Linked DNA regions of Homo sapiens: region 1 is linked to region 2. Evidence: read pairs that join two places in POLR2A ChIA-PET (ENCODE). Cell type or tissue: PC-9. All regions are shown on one strand. Region 1 overlaps REPS2 (RALBP1 associated Eps domain containing 2). Region 2 holds the start of REPS2 (RALBP1 associated Eps domain containing 2).

The links. Peaks named below come from ENCODE experiments on the same cell type or tissue, not always from the same donor. Only the 100,000 strongest peaks of a DNase experiment are listed, where the experiment ranks them.
Region 1: POLR2A ChIA-PET joins it to region 2 with 23 read pairs; 3 of 35 experiments call an interaction of 5 or more read pairs at or near these places.

The regions. Positions count from the first base shown.
Region 1 is chrX:17,073,837-17,081,836 of GRCh38, forward strand. It overlaps REPS2 (RALBP1 associated Eps domain containing 2), which reads left to right. Exons shown (of 18, transcript NM_004726.3): 12 at 278-323; 13 at 3,435-3,571. Among named protein-coding and RNA genes, the nearest start is that of REPS2, 130 kb to the left of the region's middle. In PC-9, no CTCF peak of the experiment used is centred here; a DNase peak (open chromatin) is centred at 4,375; H3K27ac peaks cover 768 bases.
Region 2 is chrX:16,941,789-16,949,788 of GRCh38, forward strand. It overlaps REPS2 (RALBP1 associated Eps domain containing 2), which reads left to right and starts at 4,870. Exons shown (of 18, transcript NM_004726.3): 1 at 4,870-5,346. The coding sequence starts at 5,074. In PC-9, no CTCF peak of the experiment used is centred here; a DNase peak (open chromatin) is centred at 4,813; H3K4me3 peaks cover 1,808 bases.

The sequences.
Region 1 (8,000 bases), 130 kb after region 2:
ATACTGGAATGTCTTCATTAATTAACTTGGATTTGAGAATGGCCTCTCAAATAGTGCTTGACCAAAGGAAAAATATGCTGGTTTTTCTTTCCTTTTAATCGTTTCTTTAGATTTTGAAATAAAACAAGGAAATCATGAAAATGTGGGAGCCGTCCAGTTCTCCACATGGGCACTTTTACCTCACATTTACCTGTTGATGTGTTCTGTACTAGCCCAGGTGCTGCATATAAACTTGTTTAACTGCAGAAATGAAACCCAAGCAATATCTTTGTTTCAGCAACTCCCAAGGATTCCAACAGTCTCAAAGCAAGACCAAGATCCAGGTAGTGTTCGTTTAATTTCTGCTTTAATGCCCTTTGTGCCGTGCCCCTGCCTAGAAATAAGAACCACAAACCAAAACCCAACCCATGATTTCCTCTTCCTTTAGATGTAAAGCTTAGGATATGAGCCATTTCGCTCGTGCATGGCCTGATGGGAACATGCAGTAATGCTGGGAGCCTTGGTTTCTGTGGTCATTAGTGCTAGAAGGTGACCATGAATGCCCTACGGCCCCTCAACGTGAAGTGGATTGTGTGAGACAACCCAGTTGTTGCAAGATGATAACTTATAGGGGGAAGTAGCTTTGGAAAGAGGAAAATATGGGTAAGGTAACAGACACGAAAATTTGCTATCATGACAAGGTGAACACCAAAAAGTAAAAAGTCTGGGTAATAAAATCTACAGTAGGGAAAGAAAATGCTTCTGATAACTTCAGTGAAGCTTGCAGTTTCAGGTAAGCGATGTTTATGGTCTGTTTGAGCCTATCTTAGTGCCCCTGTAAGCTTCACATTTTTTAAGAGGCTAGTACAAGAGAGAAAGCCAGTAAGGCAGAGCTGTGGTTGATGTGAGACTCAGAAGAGAGGTGCAGAGGGGAAATACAGAGACACTAATAGAATTAATCCATTAAGGAAGGGAAATGGTATTGGTACTGTATTTCACTGGTAGAACTGCAGTGTAAGATAGGATAACGAGGATACCATGTGTGTGTTTTCTGTTTTGCTTTGGCTGTTAGTGACATTTTTCCCTCCTTTGCCTACTAGACACAATCCTGAAAAAGTAAATTTAAGTCTGATCATATTTTATATGCTTGAAATACTGATATTTAAGGAACCTCATCTCTTTGTAAGTCAAAGAGTTATCCTTTAGTTTATATGTGCATTTTCCAAATTGGGGTTTTGTTTCCTTGTTTATGTAAGATACAGATATCTATATTTTTATATTTATGTGTATTTAAAAACAATAGAGTAATTCATTTAGGTAGGAAGAAAAGGTGTAGGCATTCTTTCTGTGGTCAACACATTTACTCATCCTTTGTAAAAGGATGAATGGATCTTTTACAAACTAGTCTGTACTAGTTGTGGGATATGCTTTCATAGTAGGAATTGCCTTTGAATTGCAGAAATCTGTTATGTGTACTATGTTAACCATAAATCGAACCTCAAAGTTTTAGCTTCTGCTGACTTCCTCTCTCCCTGAAAGCCAGTGAAATTATAAAATCTCATAGCCACACGTTCTGTTATTAATGTGTCTGGCTAAATTTTACATATTATCCTTTCAGAGATTGCGCTTTTGGTCTAATTTGGAGGATTTTATTTTCATTACTTCTCACTGGGAAGAAGAGAATTGAATTGTTTTTATCCTCCTTTTTGAAATAATAAAGTTTTGTAGAAATATAAGGGAAAGAGGGAAAATCACCATTTTAACACCACTGCATTCATCATTTTGTTAACTCCCTGCACATTTATGTTTTAATTGGTTGCAGCAGTCATGGTTATACAATCTCACTTATTTTATATTCAGTAACTTTCCATATGAAGATATAAACATACAGGTTATATATGAAAATAAAATGAAAATGAGGAATGTGCGCTGTGGGATTGTGTGCTTAACAGTGTGCACGCATACACATTATTTACACACACATTATTTCTTTTTTGAGTGAAAGATGTCACTAAAGCTATATGTGGCATAGAAAGCTCTTTTCATTTCTAGCTAGGGTCTCTAATTGTCTTTTTTAAGTGAAGTGTTCCCATTTAAGAACCTTGTCCTTCCGTATCAGTTCCCTTTGATTCTTGTTGAAAGAGCCAGAGCATTCTTCCCTGCTAGTTTCTGCCTGTTGCTGCCTTGCCTGTCTTGCCAGTTATGTTACAGGGACCACCCCAGAACACGTCACATGCCATTATGGTGGCTTTATTAAAGTTACAACCTTGTAAGACAGACAGAACCCTCAACTACCACAAAGAATCCTTGAGAAATTTATTCAGGAAAATAAAAACTCACAATGTCAAAAACAGCTCTGTCAAGAACTGAAGGGGTTTAATAGTAACTGATATATTCTAACTTCATAAATGCCACTCTAATAGCTAAGTACGAAGAAGGTTTTCAGAGGTTAATTTGTCTCTCTAGGATGTACCTCTGACTCAGAGGTCGTTTTCTGCTTTGACATGAAGCTAGTTGAGAAGCTAAATAAAACAGATGTATACATCTACATCTTAGGGCCTTTTCGTGATCATCGTATTGGGAACCCGTCCTTAAACCTATTCCTAAGCAGTGTATGGAGTTGAATTTTATTTGGAAAGTAAGTAGGTCTCCAATAAATATTCTAGTTGCTATCACCAAAGTATTCCCCCGCCAACTCATAGGCAGTATGAGAACATTTTAAAAATGGGATATAGAAACAGAGATTGGAGTTTGAATCGAACTGTGTAACTTTCTATCTGACCTTTTGCAAGTTATTTAGTTCCTTTTTAAAAAGATGATATTACCAGAGTTACAATCTCAGAAGTTGCCTAGTTAATTATGCCTTGCTATAGATTGAGGAAGAAGGTTGAAAATGAGACTTTTGCTTTCTCAGGGAAAGACAAGCTAGACCCCTCAATCTGATTGATGTGTGTTTTCCTTTCCCAGCTTCGTTTGTGGCATATTCCCCTGAACATTGAATTCTTACCCTCAGCTTATCTGTCCCAATTCCACATGAGCCTGTCATCACATTTGCAAGTGAACAGGAGAAAAGTTCTCTGATCAGTTTATACCATGAAATACCATGAAGCCCTTCTGTTAGAACATGGAAATGCCTAAGCTGAGGGGCTCCATATTATTCTTATTAACAATTCCAATAGAAATGGATTTGAATTTACACAAAGTTTTTTTTGGGGGGTTGATTCAGATCTAAGGTATAATAAGAACAAAGAGGTTGAAAAGATCCCAATTCATAGTTGGATTTGGACAATTATTGTACATAGTGGCATTCAATGGGTAATAGAATTTATGGCTGCTTTGGTAGCTCATCGGTTCTTTGTAGTCACTTTGACTTCGTGGGTATTTTCCATTTCACCCCAACTTCAGAGAGTAAAGCTTTGCTATTTCGCTTCTGACCTTCCCTTATTTTGCTACAGATCTTACTCTAGCACCTCCATAGAAGAGGCCATGAAAAGGGGCGAGGACCCTCCCACCCCGCCACCTCGGCCACAGAAAACCCATTCCAGAGCCTCCTCCTTGGATCTGAATAAAGTCTTCCAGCCCAGTGTGCCAGGTGAAGTGCCCCTTGCCCCCTGAGCCCTTCCATTTCCTGTTGGAGCCAGCGGATGTGTGTCTGCCACAGTGGCCTCTGTGAGTCCGGAGAAAGAGCAGACCTGGCAGTTTCGCATTCCGTGAAGGTCTTCACGTGGCTATGGTATTCTTGGGAGAGAAAGCAATTCTAGACACATATGTAGCACATGTGTCTGGAGCCTTGCCCACACTTGTTATGGATCAAGAATTAGGAAATTCTCTACCAAGAGGATAAAAATGCTTCACTCCCATGCAGCCTGCTGAGTGTGTGGCTGGGGTCTTACTCTCTGCATCATTGGTAATTTGTGAACAAGATAGATCGCTGTCTGTCATTTCCTCAGATGCCTGTGTGGTCTTCTATGAAAGATCTTGGAGATTAAGGCCTAGCCAGAACCTTCTCCTGCATTTTACACTTATGGAGAAGATCCTGTGTCCTGTAGGATTTAATGCTGAGGGGACTCTGAATCTGACTGATGGTTGGGTGGTTGGTGGAGGGTCCTAGGGCAAGGGCTCCTTCAGGTGGGCTGCTCTGGGCTTCTGGGGATGGGATGTTCTTGAGCCCGCAGTTGTGTAGTGGGGCTGGAGGTGGGGGAGGCCCAGAGGGGCCCTGTCTGCTCCCTTGGCTTCCTGTGAAGTAGAAGATACCCTCCTAAGGAACCTAAGGAATAGAAGATGGGAGGCATGCCTTTGCTTTAGTGAAGGTGATAGGATACGGTGCTGTCCCAAGTGTTATTTTGGGAGCAGCAAGGGCCTTTCCACTGACTCATGCAGGCAAGCTATAAATACAATGATTTCCTGGAACTTTTTCTCCATCTATGTGCATTTTAAATCAGGCCAGCCTCAGATGCTAGTGATTTGCAGATTATTATCTTTTCTGCTAAAGCAAGAAAAGACTTTCCTTGGCTCACACATTAGCATGACCTCTGTGTCTGGGCAGAGCTCAGCATGTTTTATTTGTTCTAATAAAGTATTCTCCTCACAGTAAAGTTATAGATTGTTTTTTAATATACTAAAATCTGGAACTCTCTATCAAATTTAATTCTGTGCCATGAGTTCATCAGACAAAAATTTGCCTTGAATTTCCTCTCATACTTTGATCTGAATTCTGGCATAAATTTCATAGTGACTGGTATGTAGGGTGGGAGTAACCACAGGTGATGATGCTATAAAAATTTCACATGGCTGGCGGATTATGACCTGGAAGATTTTCCTATGGATGCGAGAAAATTAAAACAATCTGGGAAGCTATCTCAGTACCTTTACCTTGCAAGAAGGGAGGCTGGAAATGCTCACAGGTCTCTCTCAGGTTGTGTGACCCAGTAAGGAGATGCCAGCTGTACTGGAGAATTCACATGCTGTGGTTTTTACGACACTGCATCACATAGTGGAAGAGACAAAACTGGGTTTGGAGCTCAGCTCAGCTGCTTATTCACTGTTTGATTTTCAGCAAGTAGCTTAATGTTTATGCATCTCAGATTCCTAATCTGTACAGTAGAGCCAATACTCCATGGAGTTGTAAGGTTTTGGTGAGATAATAAACATAATCCAAATATGGGTTGAATATTCCTTATCCAAAATACTTGGGGTCACAAGTGTTTCAGGCTTTGGATATTTTTGGATTTTGGAATATTTGCATTATATGCTTACCAATTGAGCATATAATAAAAAAATCTGAAATGCTTCAATGACCATTTCCTTTGAGTGTCATGTTGGCACTAAAAAGTTTAGGGTTTTATAGCATTTTGGATTTTGGATTTTTGGGATTAGGGATACTCAACCTGTAGTACTGTATTTGGCCCACAGGCCTTAGTAAGCATGTAAGGCCCATATTCCCGTGGCCTGCAAGTATCAAGAATTTAATGCCTGAAATGGCAAGCCTCCACCGAGGAGGATAACACCCCGACTTCCTTGACCCCTAGCAGACAATTCTGTGATTCCTCCTACCCAGTTTCTCAGAAGGCTCGCAAAAGGACTGAACCCCAGTTGCCTGCCGTAGTACACCATTCATTGATGTACTTTTTCTTGTTTTGCTTCCCTCCTGCCCTGTCTCACTTTCCCCTCACTCGAATAATATACCTGTTCTCAAGTTCATATGTCAGGGGCTTCTTTAGAGAAAACCTGAATTAAGACAGCTTTCTTTGATATCTCTGTGTCAATGTGACTTCAAGATGAAAAGTATTTTGGTTTGATAATGCCCTGACGATCTCCCTTGTGGTAGGGCCTGATAAATCTAAGATTTAGACAAATAATAGCTAGGTGGGTGATGTCTCTGTTCATAGCCTAATTCCATTGTCTTTTCAGTACAAATTTATACAGATGAAATTTTAATGAGCAGTTTAAATTTATCACATGAAGAATAGAACATTTCTGCAGTATGAAAAGCAGGTGGTATAATTGCATCTACTTTATTTATTTTCATGTTGGTTAATTCTCACAGAAAAGTATAAGGGTCTGTCTAAATTATATAAAATTTTAGTGTATTGCATATTGCTAGAAATTATCGAAATGCTGACAAACTAGAAATGCATGAAATAGAGCTTAAACCTACCAGAAGAGTCTACTCACTGAGAATCATGGTGTACATTTAGGCATCCCTTTGCTGCACTTATCTTTATGTATCACTTTAGATAAATGGGATCACACTATGCTTGCTGTTCTGTATCCTGATCTTTCCAATTAACCATCTTTCTATTTCATATAGAGGATTGCACCGTTCCCTTTAAGGTGTGCATGATATGGATATACCATGGTTGACTGTGCTTTGATGGAGAGATCTCTCCCTTCTTCTCTCTGCCTTTTCTCTTCCCCATACTTTCCTCTTAAGCTCACCCACCACCCCACGACCCCAGCCCCCGTTCCTTTCTCACCCTTGCAAACAAACCTCTCTCTCTCTCCACCCCGACCCCCGTGTCCTCTTCATACCCCTCTGTTTCTCTTTTTGTCCTTCTCCCCCATCACTCCTTCACAGGTATGAGCCTCCCCTCACTCTCCCCTTGCCAAGCTCCCCCACACCACCACCTTGTTCTTATAATATAAACGAGGCAGAGGTTATTAATAATTTCATGTCCGTATCTTTGTTTCATCATCTAATTATTTTCTTAGGTTAAATCCTGCTGGTTGGAGTTGCAGGGTCAAAGGCTGTAGATGTTTAAAGTGTAGCTATATGTTGCCAAAGGGTGAGGTGGAACACCTGTCAACTTGCTCCATCATCAACACTGTCTGAAAGTGTTTCCTCACAATCTTGCCAACACTGCTTCATGTTCATCTTTTTAATCATTACCTGTGTAATAGGCAGTTTCATGTCCCTGATTCCTAGTGAGGCTGAGAATCTTTTTGTATTGTTATTGGCCATAAATATTCCTTCTCTTATGATTTGCCTGCTCAGAAGGCTTGGCCAGCTTCTGTTGCTACATCTCTCTTTGCCTAACCACGGGGACCACTTCTTTCTTCTTCATTTTGCCTACGTTCTGGACCTCCCTCCTGTCAGGCACTTGGGAATGTGAGGGTGGCCATGGGGAAGCCTACCTCACCTGCTGCTGTGCTGTTCCTTGTCCCTCCAGCCCCGCCCCCCATATCCCCTCCTTCTGCCAACTTTATCACTTAAGACAGACTGCCTGGGTCACCCTGTTTATGACAATAGAAGAATAAGGAAAGGTAAAGAAAAGAGGGGAAAATAATGTGAGATGAAGCAAGATGTGGACTTGAGTTGAAAGGGAAAGATAAAATGAAGCCCTTGTTTAATAAAATGAGACTCAGGATTGTGAAAAGCAGTGATTGAAGCTAAGGTGCTGATACAGAGTGGCTTAAAGTGGAGTGATAGTGTGGAAAGGAAATAGGATGGAGAGAAGATGCAAAGAAAAATGAAAGGAAAATGAAGGGAAAGATGGGATGGTTGTTACATAGGAGTGATGATGTTTATCCAAAGGAATAAGCAGGAAATAGAATAAAAAATTGTAGAACCAATGGAAGGAGAGTCCACAGACTCTTGGTGTAGGATTCAAGCAGCATTTAAAGGAATAGCTTAGAAGTAGGTGGCATTAATGCCTTTACATTTATGAAAATAGGTAACATGATATGGGGAAAAAGAACAAAGGGCTGATTTAGAATGTAAATCTATAAAAATGAATAAGGCCAACTTTGGAAATATAGAACAGTTGGCTTCAACTTTGGTGTCTGTAAAGAGAGTGTGAATGTGTGATTTATAGTAGCCTAGATGATTCCAGGGCTCTCTAGGTACTGGCATCAGACCCGAGGCATGTGTTTTCATAAGGAGAAGCGGATACACTATGATCGCTGTGTGTAACAGGGAGATCACCATTTGTAATAGCTGACCCAGTTCTTGGAGCCATTGCCTCACAGTCCCACACAGCTGCTGTGTTTGAGAGATAGCAAAAATGTGCAAGAAAGTCTAA
Region 2 (8,000 bases):
TCGCTCTGTTATCCAGGCGGGAGTGCAGTGGCACGAACTCAGCTCACTGCAACTTCCGCCTCCCAGGTCCAAGAGATTCTTGTGCCTCAGCCTCCCGAGTAGCTGGGATTACAGGTATGAGCCATCACGCCCAGCTAATTTTTGTATTTTTAGTAGAGACAGGGTTTTGCCATGTTGGCCAGGCTGGTCTTAAACTCTTGGCCTCAAGTGATCTTCCCATCTTGGCCTCCCAAAGTTCTGGGATTACAGGCATGAGCCACCATGCGTGGCCTTCTTTCCTTTTTTAAATTCTTTTTTTCTTTTTAAATTTTAAATAGAAGCAGGGTCTCATTATGTTGCTCAGGCTGGTCCGGAACTCCTGGGCTCAAGTGATCCTCCTGCCTCAGCCTCCCAAAGTGATAGGATTGCATGCATGAGCTACCACGCCTGGCCAGGTGGTGAGATTTTGAAATGGAAATTCCCAAGTGAAGTTAGTCTTTATTGCTCCTAATTTACATATCCTTTCTGCACTCTTGTTCCATTCCGAAGCTTTCTGTTGTTTTAGTTCCCTCCTGGCAGGTTGGATGCAAGACGTGGTGTAAAGAAAGCTTAGTGAAGAGGTGAGAACTTCTTCCTTCTGGAGAAGATCCTCTTCTCTGTTCCATTTTTCCAGATTCCAAAAGGAAAATATTACTCTGGTTATCACTGAGGTTGACATCATTTTTTATTTTTCTTCTTCTTATGTATCTCTCTTCACTCTCTCCCCCTTTCCTTTCCTTCTTTTTGTATTTACAATTTCATGATTTTTTCCCCTTCTCCTCTCTTCCTGACCTTGGTCCTTTAGTTGACCATAATACCAAAGTATATTTGTTATCGTCAGTGGTATTTCTTGAGATGTTTTTTGTCTCTGTTTTTAATAAAAATAAAACTATTTGGGGTGTAAGTTTTATATATCCCTTTATTAAAGCAAATTATAAAATGTATTAATTTTTTTATTGATACATAATAATTGTACATATTTACGGGGTATATGTGATATTTTGGTACATGTATACAATGTGTAATGATCAAACCAGAATAACTGGCATATCCATAATCTCAAACATTTATTATTTCTTTGTGCTCGGAACATTTCAAATCTTCTAGGTATTTTGAAATGTACAATAGGCTGGGCATGGTGGCTCATGCCTGTAATCCTAGCACTTTAGGACGCTGAGGCAGGTGGATCACTTGAGCCCTAGGAGTGGGCTAGCCTGGGCAACATAGCGAGACCTTGTCTCTATAAAAAATACACAAATTAGCTGGGCATGGTGGTGCACGCCTATAGTCCTAGCTACTCAGGAGGCTGAGGTAGGAGAATTGCTGGAGCCCAGGAGGTCGAGGCTGCAGTGAGCCGTGATTGCACCACTGCACTCCAGCCTGGGTGACAGATTGAGACCATGTCTCAAGAAAAAAGAAATACACAATAAACTGTTAATTATACTCACCTTACTTTGCTATCAAACACTAGATTTTACTCCTTCTAACTGTATTTTTGTATCCATTAGCTAACCTCCCTTCGTCCCCCAGCCCACCTTTCCCAGGTTCTGATAACTATTGCTCTACCTCCATGAGATCAACTTTTTCAGCTCTCCCATATGAGTGAGAACATGTGATATTTGTCTTTCTGTGTCTGGCTTATTTCACTTAACACAATGACCTTCAGGTCCATCCACGTTGCTGCAAATGACAGGATTTCATTCTTTTTTATGGCTGAATAGTATTCCATTGTGTATATATAACACATTTTCTTTATCCATGCACTATTGAGGGACACTTAGGTTGATCCATATCTTGGCTATTGTGAATAGTGCTGCAATAAACATGGAGGTGCAGGTATCTCTTTGATTACTGATTTACTTTCCTTTGAATAAATGCCCAGTAGTGGGATTGCTGGATCACATAGTAGTTTTGTTTTTAGTTTTTTGAGAAACGTCCATACTGTTTTCTATAAGGGCAGTACTAATCGTATTCTCAACAGTGTAAAAGACTTTCCTTTTCTCTTATATATGGAGTGAGATGATATCTCACTGTAGTTTTGATTTGCATTTTCCTGATGATAAATGATGTTGAGCATGTTTTCATATACCTGTTGGCCATCTGTATGTATTCTTTTGAGAAATGTTTATGCAGATCCTTTGCCCACTTTTTAATGGGATTATTATTATTTTTTTGCTGTTGAGTTGAGTTCCTTCTATATGCTGGATATCAGTCTCTTGTTGGATGAATAGTTTGCAAATATTTTCTCCCATTCTTCAGGTTATCTCTTCATACTGTTAATGTTTCCTTTGGTGTGCAGAAGCCTTTTAGTTTAATATATTTCCATTTGCTTATTTTTGTTTTTTTGGCCTGTGCTTTCAAGGTCTTAGCCATAAAATCCTTGTCCAGACCAATGTCCTGAAGCATTTCCCCAATGTTTTCTTCCAGTAGTTTTACAGTTTTAGGTCTTATGATTAAGTCTTTAATACATCTTCAGTTGATTTTTGTATAGGTGAGAGAGACATAAAGGTCTAGTTTTATTCTTCTGCATATGGATATCTGGTTTTCCCAGCACCATTTATTGGAAAGACTGTCCTTTCCCAATGTATTTCCTTGGTGGTTTGTTGGAAGTCAGTTGGCTGTAAATGTGTGGGTTTATTTCTGGGTTCTCCAGTCTGTTCTATTGGTTTATGTGTCTCTTTTCATGTCAGTACCATGCTGTTTTGGTTACTATAGCTTTGTAGTATATTTTGAAGTCAGGTAGTGTGATGCCTCCAGCTTTGTTCTTTTTGCTCAGGATTGCTTTGGCTATTCAGGGTCTTTTGTGGTTTTATACAATTTTTAGGATTGTTTTTTCTATTTTTGTGAACAATGTCATTGGTATTTTGATAGGGATCACAGTGAATCTGTAGATTTCTTTGGGTAGTATGGTCATTTTAATAATATTAATTCTTCCAATCCATGAGCATGGGATGCCTTTCCATGTTTTTGTGTCCTCTTCAATTTTTTAAATCAATGTTTTGTAGTTTTCTTTGTAGTAAAATATATTTTTTATTAGTGCTTAACCCTAGACTGATGTTTTCTTTTGGGTTATTGTTTCCCAGTGAGGCTTCATGCATATATTTCTGCAGGTCTTCCCAGGAAAAATGACATTTAAAAAGAGAATTTTTGGAAAAGAGATGCAGATATGTGGGCCTGATGCTGGAACTTCCAGTGCAATGGTGGGACAGACTTTTTTTCCAGTGGCTTCTTTTCTGGTCTCTCTTTCTCTCTCTCTCTTTGAGACAGAGTCTTGCTCTGTTGCCCAGGCTGGAGTGCAGTGGTGTGATCTTGGCTCACTGCAACCTCTGTCTCTTGGGTTCAAGTGATTCTCCTGCCTCAGCCTCCCAAGTAGCTGGGACTGCAGGCACTCACCACCATGGCCCAGCTAGTTTTTGTATTTTTAGTAGAGATGGGATTTCACCACGTTGGCCAGGCTGGTCTCGAACTCCAGGACTCAAGTGATCTGCCTGCCTTGGCCTCCCAAAGTGCTGGGATTACAGGCATGACCCACCGCGCCCGGCCTGGACTTTCTTTTAAAAGCGGCTAGAGGGCCAGGCGTGGTGGCTCAAGCCTGTAATCCCAGCACTTTGGGAGGCCGAGGTGGGGGGGTGGGGGTGGGGTGGATCACCTGAGGTCAGGAGTTCGAGACCAGCCTGACAAACATGGTGAAACCCCGTCTCTACTAAAAATACAAAAATTAGCCAGGAGTGGTGGCAGGCGCCTGTAATTCCAGCTACTCGGGAGGCTGAGGCAGGATAATCGCTCGAACCCGGGAGGTGGAGGTTGCAGTGAGCCAAGACTGTGCCATTGAACTACAGCCTGGGCAACAAGAGCGAAACTCCTTCTCAAAAAAAAAAAAAAAAAAAAAAAGTGGTTAGAGTACTAGCCAGGGGGAAGCAAGCACATTTGAAAAATATAGTGTGTATGCTTTAGGATAGGGAGGAATGGAGAGAGAGAGGAGGACATGGACCGGGGTGGAAAAATGTGGGGTTTCGCATTGATTTTTGGTGTGAGCTTGAACAAGTTTTGTACTAAAAAAAATGCCTGTTTTACTACTAAAATAAGTGCTTCCTTTGGAGAGTGAGGATCCTCTGTTACTGAGGTTTGTATTTTCAGGCCCTAGCATATAAATCTGCTACATACGAGATATTCAACTGGTTTTGGAGGAATGAAGGTGAACATGGCAGTTTCCTCATCTGTAAAAGCAGGGTTTGGACGAAATGATCTGCAAAATGGGTCTTTTTGTACTCTTACTACTCTAGTATTTACGAGTAACCGATGTTATTCCTTATAAAGTCTCAACTCCTGGTTTGAGCCATGTCTGACGAGGGGGCCTAACTCCAATACCACCCTGAACACTCTGGGGTCAGTGGGACCCTGTTTGTACAGACGTCTGCGTCTTCCGGCTCTTTAGGACATAAGCAGTACTGCTATGGAAGAAAGGAAACCTAATTTCCCATGCCTTGTCCCTTTCTGGAAAGGGCATGGCGTGGTGTGGGCACCACACCTGCCCCAGCCTTCTAGCAAGAAAACAACACAACCTTCCCCGCTCCCCGAAAAGAGCTTCTCTCCAGTTGGGTCTAGATGCCCCCTTCCCAACCAGGGCGGATGGCCAAAGGCTCCGCTCCCTTGCAGGGTAGGCTTGGAAAGGCACGGGGCCCGCCTTCCTGGGCACCGGAGCCTGTGACGGGCGGAGGGCGTGCGGCGCGCTGGGTTAGTTACCTGGCGCTGGGCGGGGCAAGCGGGAGGCGGGGGCGGGGCCGGGGTGACATCTCAGGCTGTGATTGGGCCGCGCCGCGCCTGTCTCCATGTGCCGCGCAGCTGAGGCACAACATTCAAGCCCGGGGGTGGGGCCGGCGCGCGCCGGGAGGAAGCGGCCGCGCGGCAGCTGCGGGGCGTGGGGGTGGTGGTGGCGGCGGCGGTGGTGGCGGCGGCGGCGGCGGCGGCAGCTGAGGCCGAGGAGGCGGTGGCTGTGGCGGACGCAGCAGCACCCCAGCTAGGGACAGGGCTCCGCCGCGCCCCCTTGCTGGCCCCATGGAGGCGGCAGCGGCGGCGGCGGCGGCGGCAGCGGCAGCGGCAGCGGCGGGCGGGGGCTGTGGCTCCGGGCCGCCGCCGCTGCTGCTGAGCGAGGGCGAGCAGCAGTGCTACTCCGAGCTCTTCGCGCGCTGTGCCGGCGCCGCGGGCGGGGGCCCCGGGTCTGGGCCCCCCGAGGCCGCCAGAGTCGCCCCCGGCACGGCCACTGCGGCCGCCGGCCCCGTGGCTGACCTGTTTCGGGCATCGCAGCTGCCCGCCGAGACGCTGCACCAGGTGGGTCCCTCCGCCTCCTGTCCCTGCGGGTCTGTGGGGCAGTGTGTGCGGGGGCGGAGGTTGCGAGTGGGGCGACAGGGCTGCCCCCAGGGACCCGGAGGCCTCGGCCAGTTCTGAGAGAGAGGACTCTGCAGCCGGGGATGGCGGCGACGCCCTTGTCCCCGGGGGACACCAGCCTCCTTCGCAGCTCAGCTCCTCGCCCAGTGCTGGGTGCGCTCTCCCCATCTTCCTTCCCTGAGACAGTCTGACACTCTCTCCCCTCCCCCGGCCATTTCTGGGGTTCTGCAGCCGCCCAGACCCAAAGTTTGTCCTGTTCTGGAAGTGGTGTTTGTTTTGGCTGCTGCCTGGTTTAACCTCTGCTCGCTGCTCCTGCCCCTCCCTCTCCTGAGTGGGTTCTCAGGGTGCCTTGCTGGGATTTCAACTTGAAGGGTGTGTGTGTCCGTAGGGTTCGAGGCCCAGGGCTGAATGTTGTCCTCTCTATGTAGTTGTAATATATAAGTATCTACTATATGTAATTGCCCATAACATATTTCTAAATATTAATATTAAATCGAAAACCTTAATGACAAGTTGCAGAACAGGGACACGGGACTGCAAGAGGACGTTTGTCAAGTCAAAACCAAATTTCCCATTTGAGATTAGAGGTGGACTTCAGAAGTCCACCATGGGAAACAGCTGTAGTTTCCCATCTATCATTACTTGGACTTGAAATAGAATTGAAAGGTAAGGGATGTCATAGCTACCACCTTTTGGCTGTTCTATACTTGGAAAAGTACTAGGGGATGATACATACCAGACGCTGTTTTTGTTTTGTGCTTTCCTTGGAGCTTGGAGAAAGACTACTTGATAAGCCTTTGTCTGTCATTTCATGTCACCAGCACTTCATGGTGATAAGACTGTTAATATCAGGTTCAAAACGTGAAATGAAGCTTTTCCTAAAAGCAATAGTATGAATGTTATTAACACCAATGGAATATTTAGAGTGGCGAGTGGTATTTTAAAATCTAGTTTCAAAGGAGAACTGAGGGTTTTATGGTTCACTTGCAATGTCATTGTGTTCATACGTATTTTTAAAAAAATTGCTTAAGACTGCGTTTTATACTGCTGGAGTGTTTTTACTGCTATATGTTTGTGAGCATAACTTTAGACACTTTGTAATCTTTCACCCTTTTGAATTTGGGATTTCTGAAACTGTAACTAGTATTCACAGAACTTAGCATGGCTGTTTATCCCTAAAGAAGTCCTTGATATGTAGACAGTTCTGCCATTGCTGATGAGTAGTTGAGCTGGATCAGGTAAAGAGAAAGTCAGTGTCTTAAAACACAAACCGTGGCTATTACATGAGGCCCTCAGAATAGTCCCGAGCATAATACATTTATTCAGTGCTGTAGCTGCTTCCCAGCTGAAAGAGGAATAATTGACTGAGGCTATGCAGCAAGTAAGTGACAGCTGGGTACCTATTAAGGCTTATTTTGTTGTCAGTAATGCATCGGATAAGAGGAGGTGGGCATAGTAAATCTGAATATGTTGGTTGATGCCTCTTTAGGAATTGGGAAGAAGGATTTCCTGATGTTAGAACCCATGCTTTCTTGAGGTACATATAGTTTTAAAAGGACCCAAGGCACAGTGGCTGTGCGTGAATGAGATTATATTTTTGATGTCCAGTTGAAATCTGCTTGCAAAAGACTGCTTCAGATACTGGCAAAAGGGGACATCCCTGCGAGATTGCTTGGAGTAAATCTCTCAGAGCTCGAAGCTCCCTTATTCAGCCTAGCAAAGCAAAACACATCATCCACCTTTAATCCAACAAAATTACCATAACTCAATATTCTTGGTACAGGTGAAAATGAACATTGAAGGCATCCTGGACATGTGATCCTAAGAGAGTCAAACAAAGTCAGCAACCAGCAGACACCTAATTTTCACCCATCACTTTGGTGGTGGTGGTGGTGGTGGTGGTGGTGGTGGTGTGTGTATGCTCCATCCACTTTAATTTGCATTACCCCATCAGTGTATTAGCCATTCTTTAAAACAAACGTAGATGTTTTTACCCTTTCTCTGTTAAACAGGAACCTGTAAGTTGAGATTTAAGTGCCCCAACAGGTATAACTGCTCAAATCTTGGAGGCACTAACCAGTCCTGATATTTTCTATGGTAACAACCAGGTTTTCCTCTTAATAAGCATACAATTAAGATTACCATAATAATGTTCCAGGAAGAGTGAGAATCTTGCATTCTTACCACAAGTAAATGGTCTATAAAAATACTTATTTTTTATTTATTTATTTTTTGAGATGGAGTCTCGTTCTGTTGCCCAGGCTGGAGTGCGGTGGCGTGATCTTGGCTCACTGCAACCTCTGCCTCCCGGGTTCAAGCGATTCTTCCGCCTCAGCCTCCTGAGTAGCTGGGACTACAGGCGCACGCCACCTCTCCCGGCTAATTTTTGCATTTTTAGTAGAGACGGCGTTTTGCCATGTTGGCCAGGCTGGTCTCGAACTCCTGACTTCAGGTGATCCACCCGCCTCAGCCTCCCAAAGTGCTGGGATTACAGGCGTGAGCCACCATGCCTGGCCTTAACATATTTTTTAATAGACTATTTTTTTTTTTCAGAGCAGTTTTAGGTTCACAGCAAAATTTAGCAGAGTACCCATATA